Regions from separate parts of the Homo sapiens genome. Here region 2 is linked to region 1. Evidence: read pairs that join two places in POLR2A ChIA-PET (ENCODE). Cell type or tissue: OCI-LY7. All regions are shown on one strand. Links, peaks and the distances in the headings refer to the core of each region. The heading gives the core; the rest is flanking DNA.

Evidence for each region. ChIA-PET counts read pairs that join two places held together with the same protein. Peaks named below come from ENCODE experiments on the same cell type or tissue, not always from the same donor. Only the 100,000 strongest peaks of a DNase experiment are listed, where the experiment ranks them.
Region 2: POLR2A ChIA-PET joins it to region 1 with 5 read pairs; 2 of 35 experiments call an interaction of 5 or more read pairs at or near these places.

What each region holds. Positions count from the first base shown.
Region 1 is chr9:34,170,202-34,174,597 of GRCh38, reverse strand. No RefSeq gene overlaps it. Among named protein-coding and RNA genes, the nearest start is that of UBAP1, 6.6 kb to the left of the region's middle. In OCI-LY7, for the core only: no CTCF peak of the experiment used is centred there; a DNase peak (open chromatin) is centred at 2,637.
Region 2 is chr9:33,998,610-34,003,005 of GRCh38, reverse strand. It overlaps UBAP2 (ubiquitin associated protein 2), which reads left to right. Exons shown (of 29, transcript NM_001370062.2): 3 at 4,142-4,219. Among named protein-coding and RNA genes, the nearest start is that of SNORD121A, 48 kb to the right of the region's middle. In OCI-LY7, for the core only: no CTCF peak of the experiment used is centred there; no DNase peak of the experiment used is centred there.

The DNA of each region.
Region 1 (4,396 bases), core at 308-4,307:
CCAGGCTGGAGTGCAAAGGCACAATCTCGGCTCACTACAACCTCTGCCTCCTGGGTTCAAGCGATTCTCCTGCCTCAGCCTCCTGAATAGCTGGGATTACAGGCATGCACCACCACATTCGGCTAGTTTTTGTATTTTTAGTAGAGATGGGGTTTCACCATGTTGTTCAGGCTGGTCTCAAACTCCCGACCTCATGATCCTCCCCACCTCGGCCTCCTAAAGTGCTGGGATTACAGGCGTGAGCCACCGCACCGGGCTGATAATGTTTAAAAATGAAACAAGGCTCTAATTTTTACCTAACAAATTGGCAAAAGCTGAAAAGATCAAGTATATCCAATGCTGGGTCTGATGCAGTGGCTCATGCCTATAATCTCAGCACTTTGGGAGGCTGAGGCGGGAGTGAGGCCAGGAGTTTGAGTCCATCCTGGGCAACAGGCCTTGTTCTGTCACCCAGGCTGGAGTGCAGTGGTGCAATCATAGATCACTGCAGCTTCGAACTTCTGGACTTAAGGGATCGTCCCGCCTCAGCCTCCCGGATAGCTGGGACTGGCAGGTACATGCCACCATACCTGGCTAATTTTTATTTTATTTTATTTTATTTAAGTTTTGTTTGTTTGTGTTGTTTTCTTTTGAAATGTAGTCTCGCTCTGTCATCCAGGCTGGAGTGCAGTGACACAATCTCGGCTCACTGCAACCTCTGCCTCCCGGGTTCAAATGATTCCCCTGCCTCAGGCTTCCAAGTAGCTGGGATTACAGGCATGTGCCACCATGCACCGCTTTTTTTTTATATTTTTGGTAGAGATGGGATTTCTCCATGTTGGCTAGGCTGGTCTTGAACTCCTGGCCTCAAGTGATCCACCTCCCACCCCTCCTGAAGTGCTGAGATTATAGGTATGAGCCAGCGCACCCAGCTTGTGGTTTTTTTTTTTTTTTTTGAGACAGGGTTTCAGTCTTCTGTCACCCAGGCTGGAGTGCAGTGGCGTGATCTCAGCTCACTGCAACCTCTGCCTCCCAGGCTCAAGAGATCCTCCCACCTCCATCTCCAGAGTAGCTGGGACCACAAGCACATACCACCATGCCTGACCAATTTTGTGTATTTTTGGTAGAGACAGGGTTTCACCATGTTGCCCAGGCTGGTCTCAAACTCCTGAGCTCAAGCAATCTGCCAGCCTCGGCTTACCAAAGTGCTAAGACTATGGGCATGAGCCATGGCACCCAGCCATTTTTTTTTCTTTTTTGTAGAGTCAGGATCTCGCTATATTGACCAGGCTGGTCTCAAACTCTTGGCCCCAAGTGATCCTGCTGCCGTGGCCTCCCAAAGTGCTGGAATTCCATGCACGAGCTACCATGCTCAGCCCCCCATCTTAATTGATTAAAAAAAATTATTTAATAAAAAAGTATATCCAGCCGGGCATGGTGGCTCACACCTGTAATCCCAGCACTTTGGGAGGCCAAGGCGGGTGGACCACCTGAGGTTGGGAGTTCGAGATCAGCCTGGCCAACATGGCAAAATCCTGTGTCTACTAAAAATACAAAAATTAGCCGGCGTAGTGGTGTGCACCTGTAATCCCAGCATTTGGGAGGCTGAGGCAGGAGAATCGCTTGAACCCAGGAGGCAGAGGTTGCAGTGAGCCAAGATAGCACCACTGCACTCCAGCCTGGGCGACAGAGCAAGACTTTGTCTCAAAAAAATAAATAAATAAAGTGTATCCAATGGTGCATAGATGGATAAACTTTTTTTTTTTTTTTTTTAAAGAAACAGTCTCTCTATGGTGCACAGGCTGGTCTCAAGCTCCTGGTCTCAAGCAATCCTCCCACCTTGACCTCCCAAAGTGCTGGGATTAGGCATGAGCCACCGTGTCTAGCAAAATAAGCATTCTCATACACTGCTGACAACAGTATAAATTGGTAGAATCTTTTCGTGGAGCAATTTGGCAGTAACTATCGCAGTTACAGCAGTATATTGTGGAGTAAAAAGCAAGTTGCAGAATAATGCATATGGTATTTATTTTTGCAAAAAAAAAATGTGTAGAGATAATCTATATATGTGTGTATGTATATATATGTGTATATATGTGTGTATATATATGTGTGTGTGTATATGTGTATATATATGTGTGTGTATATATAAGCATGGATGAAAAACTGAAAGGACACACACTAAATTATTATTTGTGGCTGTGGAGGAAATAGGATTTGGCTGGAGTGGGGCGGGCAGCAGAACTTGGGACTAAAGAAGGAGGGGCGGCCAGGCGCAGTGGCTCACGCCTGTAATTCCAGCACTTTGGGAGGCTGACTTTGGGAGGCCGACTTTGGGAGGCCAAGGTGGGCAGATCACTTGAGGTCAGGAGTTCGAGACCAGCTTGGCCAAAACCCGTCTCTACCAAAAATACAAAAAAAAAAAAAATTAGCCAGGCCTGGTGGCGCGCACCTCTAATCCCAGCTACTCAGGAGGCTGAGACAGGAGAAAAGCTTGAACCCGGGAGATGAAAGTTGCAGTAAGCTGAGATCATGCTGCTGCACTCCAGCCTGGGCGACAGAGCGACACTCTGTCTCAAAAAAAAAAAAAAAAAAAAAAAGGAGAAGAAGAAGGGGAAGTGGAAACCACACAGAAGCGATGCAGCCACTGCTGGGAAATGCCCCATAGCCGGAAGAGGAAGAACTGCCCTGGCTTCTTCTTCCTCTCACCTCCAGTCTTCTTCCAGTGCCTCCCATTGGCTGAATATAGCTAGTATGTGGTTGTCAAAGAAGCTGGGAAATGTAGTTTTCAGAAGAAGAACAGAGAATGAGTCCGAGAACAAAGATGCAATGACCAGCCTCTAAAAAGTGATTTGCTAGGCTAGGTGCAGTGGCTCACGCCTGTAATCCCAGCACTTTGGGAGGCTGAGGTGGGAGGATCACGAGGTCAGGAGATCGAGACCATCCTGGCTAACACAGTGAAACCCCGTCTCTACTAAAAATACAAAAAATTAGCCAGGAGCGGTGGTGGGTGCCTGTAGTCCCAGCTACTTGGGAGGCTGAGGCAGGAGAATGGTGCCAACCCGGGAGGCAGAGCTTGCAGTGAGCCAAGATCATGCCACTTCATCCCAACCTGGGCGACAGCGAGACTCTGTCTCAAAAAAAAATAAAAAAATAAAAATAATTTGGTAGTTCAAAGACTTAATGAAAGGGGCCAGGTGTGGTGGCTCACACCTGTAATCCTAGCACTTTGGGAGGCCAAGATAGGTGGATCACCTGAGGTCAGGAGTTTGAGACCAGCCTGGCCAACATGGTGAAACCCCATCTCTACTAAAAATACAAAAAAATTAGCTGGGCGTGGTGGTGCATGCCTGTAGTCCCAGCTACTTGGGAGACTGAGGCAGGAGAATTGCTTGAACCCAAGAGACAGAGGTTGCAGTGGGCTGAGATCATGCCACTACACTCCAGCCTGGGCAACAGAGCGAGACTCAAAAAAAAAAAAAAAGAATAAGAGAGATGGAGAACCAGATACGAAAAGCAGGAGAAAATTTAGAGAAAAAAAAAAAAAAACACAGCAGGAAGCATAGCAAAAAGTTATCTTGTAAAATAGTAAAAGATAATTTTATTAAGCTTTTTAAAATGGGGTTAGTAGACTGTTGTGGCAGTGGGCCAGAAGACCTCTGTGCATAGTAATTCATTCAGCTAATTAATGTACTTAGGTCTACTATACACCAAGCTCTGTGCTGCAGTGGGAGCAAAGGTTAAACAAGACCAGGCTTCAGCCATCAAAACTCTCAGGAGGAAGACAAACTTGTAAGACACACAATTACAATAGAGTTAAATCATATCAGTGAGCTCAGGGACAAGGCCTGCCACTAGGCTAAACTGTACCTTTGTGCATGATAGGAAAAGGCACCCTCCCTAAGAGGTTGCAGTGCCAGGATATACAGCTTGGCAAGCTGAGTGCAGCTGGATTTCAGTCCTCCCTGGTCCCTGAGCCAGGCACTTTTGTACAGAGTATAAAGGACACATCCATACTTGGCTTTCTTGCTTGAGGAGGAAGAGACTGGCACCTATGGAAGGAGGGTAGAATCATCCTTTGAGGATGTGCATCTGTGCAGCAGGAAGCCCTAGGACACCAGTTTCCTAGCCCAGAACATCATGGGAAACTTCAGTGGCTTCAGTTGCTTCTGGAGCTGCTGTGACAAGGAGTTGGCAAAGGAAACTCCCAGAAATTTGGAAAGGCTCCTTTGGAAGGAAAAATTGACAGATGGTGTTTATAGTTTTGCTTTGGTTCTCCTATCGGAGTGAATCCCAGATGTTTTCTTCCATTTCCAAGATAGTGTTAGATTGAAAAGGCTCCTTTGCCCAAAAATAATGAAATGTCAGTATACACAGTTAAGTGTGGGCACATGGACAAGTGAATCCTGTGCCAGGT
Region 2 (4,396 bases), core at 149-4,148, 170 kb after region 1:
CAGAGTAAGAAAGATATAGGCCGGGCACTGTGGTTTATGCCTGTAATCCTAGCGCTTTGGGAGGCTGAGCAGAGGAATTGCTTAAGCTCGGGGGGTTCAATATTAATCTGGGCAACATGGCGGAACCTTGTTTGTACTAAAAACAAAACATTAACCAGGTGTCGTGTTGTGCGCCTGTATTCCCAGCTATTGGGGGAAATTATGGGGGGTGGAGTGCGTGAGGTGGGAGGATTGCTTGAGCCTGGGAGGCAGCTGTAGTGAGCACTGATTGTGCCATTGCACTCCAGCCTAGCCGACACAATGAAACCCTAGCTTAAAAAAAAGATGTTAAGGCTGGGCGGGTGGCTCACACCTGTAATCCCAGCACTTTGGGAGGCCGAGGTGGGCGGATCATGAGGTCAGGAGTTCGAGACCAGCCTGACCAACATTGTGAAACCCGTTCTCTACTAAAAATACAAAAATTAGCCAGGCGTGGTGGCATGCACCTGTAATCCTAGCTATTCAGGAGGCTGAGGCAAGAGAATCGCTTGAACCTGGGAGATGGAGGTTGCAGTGAGCCGATATCGCGCCATGCACTCCAGCCTGGGCGACAGAGCGAGACTCTGTCTCAAAAAAAAAAAAAAAAAAAGCACCTATGCAGTGGATTGTCATGTAGCATTAAACGTGATATAGATATTCATAATAAATTGTGTCTGTGAGTGATTCCACATGGTAGTATGTTAAGTATTCTGTTTTTGATAAAAGAGGAAAATAGCCAAGTGTGGTGGCTCATGCCTATAATTCCAGCTCTTTGGGAGGCAGAAGTAGGAGGATTGCTTGAGTTCAGGAGTTTGAGACCAGCATGGGCAACACAGTGAGACCTTGTCTTTATGAAAATAACAACAACAAATTAGCCAGGCATGGTGGCTGCCATGGTTGCTACTCAGGAGGCTGAGGTCAGAGGAGTGCTTGAGCCTGGGAGGTCGAGGCCATGGTGAGCTGTGATTGTGCCACTGCATTCCAACACAGAGTGAAACCCTGTTTTTTTGTTTTTTTTTTTTAATGAAAAAATATAAATACCAAATACATAAATAGTTTTGGTGTTAGATGGTCACTTTATGGATTTTTCAATTTTTCTTGTGTTTGACTTGTAAAGCTTATAATTTAAGAAACTGTAATGATGGGAAGGGATGAGCATCAGTGGTGCTTGGATTGGAACAAGGCTACCTGAATCTGCTGGTATGGTACATTTTTTAGGTTTGAAACACAGGGAGCAGAAAATAATAGTGTTAGGGAAAACAGGCAAACTCTTCATACAGGCTTCTTGCAACAGGGACACTAACAGTCTACTTTCATTTTGTGAAAATTGATTATATGAATTGGAGTTATCTTGTCATACCCAACTAAATTTAGAGTCAGTGGACCAAGGGTTACGGTAAAAAAGTGCTTGGGGCACAAACCGCTTGCCCAGGGATTATATTGCAGGCCAGCTGCCACAATGACATGCTGTAACCTTAAATCCAGTTTTACCTACTAGCTGTTGAGATGAACTCTTGTGACTCTAAGTCTAGTTTTACCAACCGTGTTCACTCACCAATCAGAGCTTACCAGCTCCCAAAAGCTTTAGTAGTTCCAGTGAGTTTTCTTTCAAAACAATAGGTCACATTTCTTTTTCTAATAAAACTCCCAACCTTCTTTGTGTTCTTTGGACACACTAGGAGGCTACCCTAGTATGTGTATGTATGTATGTCCTGGATTGCAATCCTACTTATATATTCTTTCTAAATAAAACCTTTTTTACTTAGAGATTTGTTTCTCTCTATATTTTTGACTTTAACAGTTCATAACAAGTTGTCATTACTCCAAACCCAAATGTATAATGTGGAAATGCCATCTTTTAAAAACCCATCTCTCCCTTTGCTTTTCCCTTTTACTTCATCTAGTTGTCATGACAGTGGTGCTCTTGGCTGTGGCACTGGGACTTATTGGTTGGTTATGATTCAGGAAAATGATTGTCTGATTTAGGGATAGTGAGAGTATATGTAAGGTCCTTACATTTACAGGGAACAATTGAGGTAAGATTTTCAGTAAGGGTAGACACTGAATTTCTGTACCAATGTCTTTTTGGGTATAATGTAGCAGTATTGCAGCAGTTAAACTGAGGTCTCAGCAGGCATAGGTTGGGATGAACAGGCCAAAGCACCTGGAGTTTGTATAATCACCCACCCACATGGCCTGGAAAGGCCTTTTGAAAAGTGCTTTAAAATGCAAAAAATGTCAACAACTCCCACTTATCCCACTTCAGTCAAGATTATTTGAAATGAGTGTATATAAAAAACTCAGAATAAAAGCTGTTTATTAGTTCCTTATGGCTTTTCTTCCTCTAAGATCTTTTTGTAAACTGTTAAGCTTTTTAAATATTTGTGTTGGGAGTTAGTATAGACTTGGTTAGCGAGGCAACTTAAACTATTTTGGAGTAATTTTAGATTTAATAGACCGTTGTACAGAGATGATACAGATTGTTCCTGTATATTCCTCACCTAATTTCCCTGTTGTAATAATTACGGTACCTTCGTTAAAACTAAGAAACCAGACTGGCACATTACAAAGTCACGCCACAGAAGAATAACTTTCTTTAGAACTTTTCTGATTTTTTGTTGGTAAAAACATCAGAAAACGAAACTTCAGTCAGTAATGTGATTGAAAAAATATTTTGAGTGACAAAAGTAAATAGTTTTTCTGCAAATAGCCAGATGTGGTGGTGCGCACCTGTAGTCCAAGCTACATGGGAGGCTGAGGCGGCAGGATCTCTTGAACTCAGGAGTTGGAGGCTGCAGTGAGCTATGATGGCATCACTACACCGCAGTCTGAGGGGACAGAATGAGACCCTACCTTTAAAAAATTAAATAAATACGGCTGGGTGCAGTGACAGGCGCCTGTAATCCCAGCAACTCAGGAGGCTGAGGCAGAAGAATTGCTTGAACCTGGGCGGCAGAGGTTGCAGTGAGCCAAGATCGTGCCAGTGCACTCCAGCCTGGGCGACAGAGTGAGACTCCATCTCAAAATAAATAAATAAATACTCCAGCCTGGGCGACAGAGTGTGACTCCATCTCAAAATAACATACATACATACATACATACATACATACATACATACATACATACATACATACGTAGTAATCCCAGCTACTCTGGAGGCTGAGGCAGGAGCATTGGTTAAGCCTGGGAGGCGGAGGTTGCACAGTCAAGATCACGGCACTGCACTCCAGCTAGGGTAACAGCATGAGGCTCCATCTCAAAAAAAGAAAAAATCGTGAAGAGGGTAATTTTTGCCAGATGCAGTGGCTCAGGCCTGTAATCCCAGCACTTTGGGAGGCTGAGGTGGGAGGATCACTTGAGCCCAGGAGTTCAAGACCAGCCTGGGCAACATAGTGAAACCCTGTCTCTTAGAAAAACAAAATTATTGTGTATAAAAAAGATAATGTAACTTTAAAAATATTTTTAATTTAGCTAAATACAGCTTTTTTTCTTCAGAACTGACCAGCATACCTTTTTAGACCTGACAACAGAGCTTTTTTGACACAAAGTTCTAAGCCTGTGTCTGGGCAGTTGTTTGCATTACCTTTTATTTTTTCTTTTATTATTTTTTGCCTACCAACTACCTCTAAAGATTTCATTACTTTTTAAGCCTTTTTTTTTTTTAATCTTTTTAAAAATTAAATAGAGACAGGGTCTCTCTATGTTGCCCAGGCTAATTTCGAACTCCTGGGCTCAAGCAGTGCTTCTACCTTGGCTTCCCAAAGGCATGAGCCACCATGCCCCGCCAAGATTTTATTATTTTTTGTTCTTCTGCTTTCTCTTGAGCTGATTTCCCCCACTCTACCAAGGGAAAGAAGATTCAAGTAAGTCATTGGCCAGTTAAGATGAACAATAGCTTTAGGTCGTTTGGTCAAAGGAATGGGTCCTTTATGTTACTTAATTTGATGCTTATTTTTCCTATGGGAACAGGTTATATATGGTTGAGAGGCCTAAATTCACTGTCTTTTATTTGTTGTTACTTAGTATTTCTAGTGCTTGAGAGCCTTATCTGTTTGACCCAGATTTTGGAATCTAACTTATGCTTTTGGTGTTCAAATCCTTAACAATTGTATGTACTTTCCAGGCAACAGCTGAACAGATGCGTCTCGCTCAAGTGATCTTTGATAAGAATGATTCAGATTTTGAAGCTAAAGTTAAGCAGGTATGTTTCTGGCAAAGGATATCATCATTTTTATAATCTATTTTGATTGTGCTTAAAAAGATAATTTCAGTAAAGATTTTTGTTTTAAAGTATTACTTCTAGCTTCTAGTCTCACCTGAAATCTGTATATTGGATTTTGGACTTGTGATTAAAAATACCTTTATTGGTGGGCAAGTG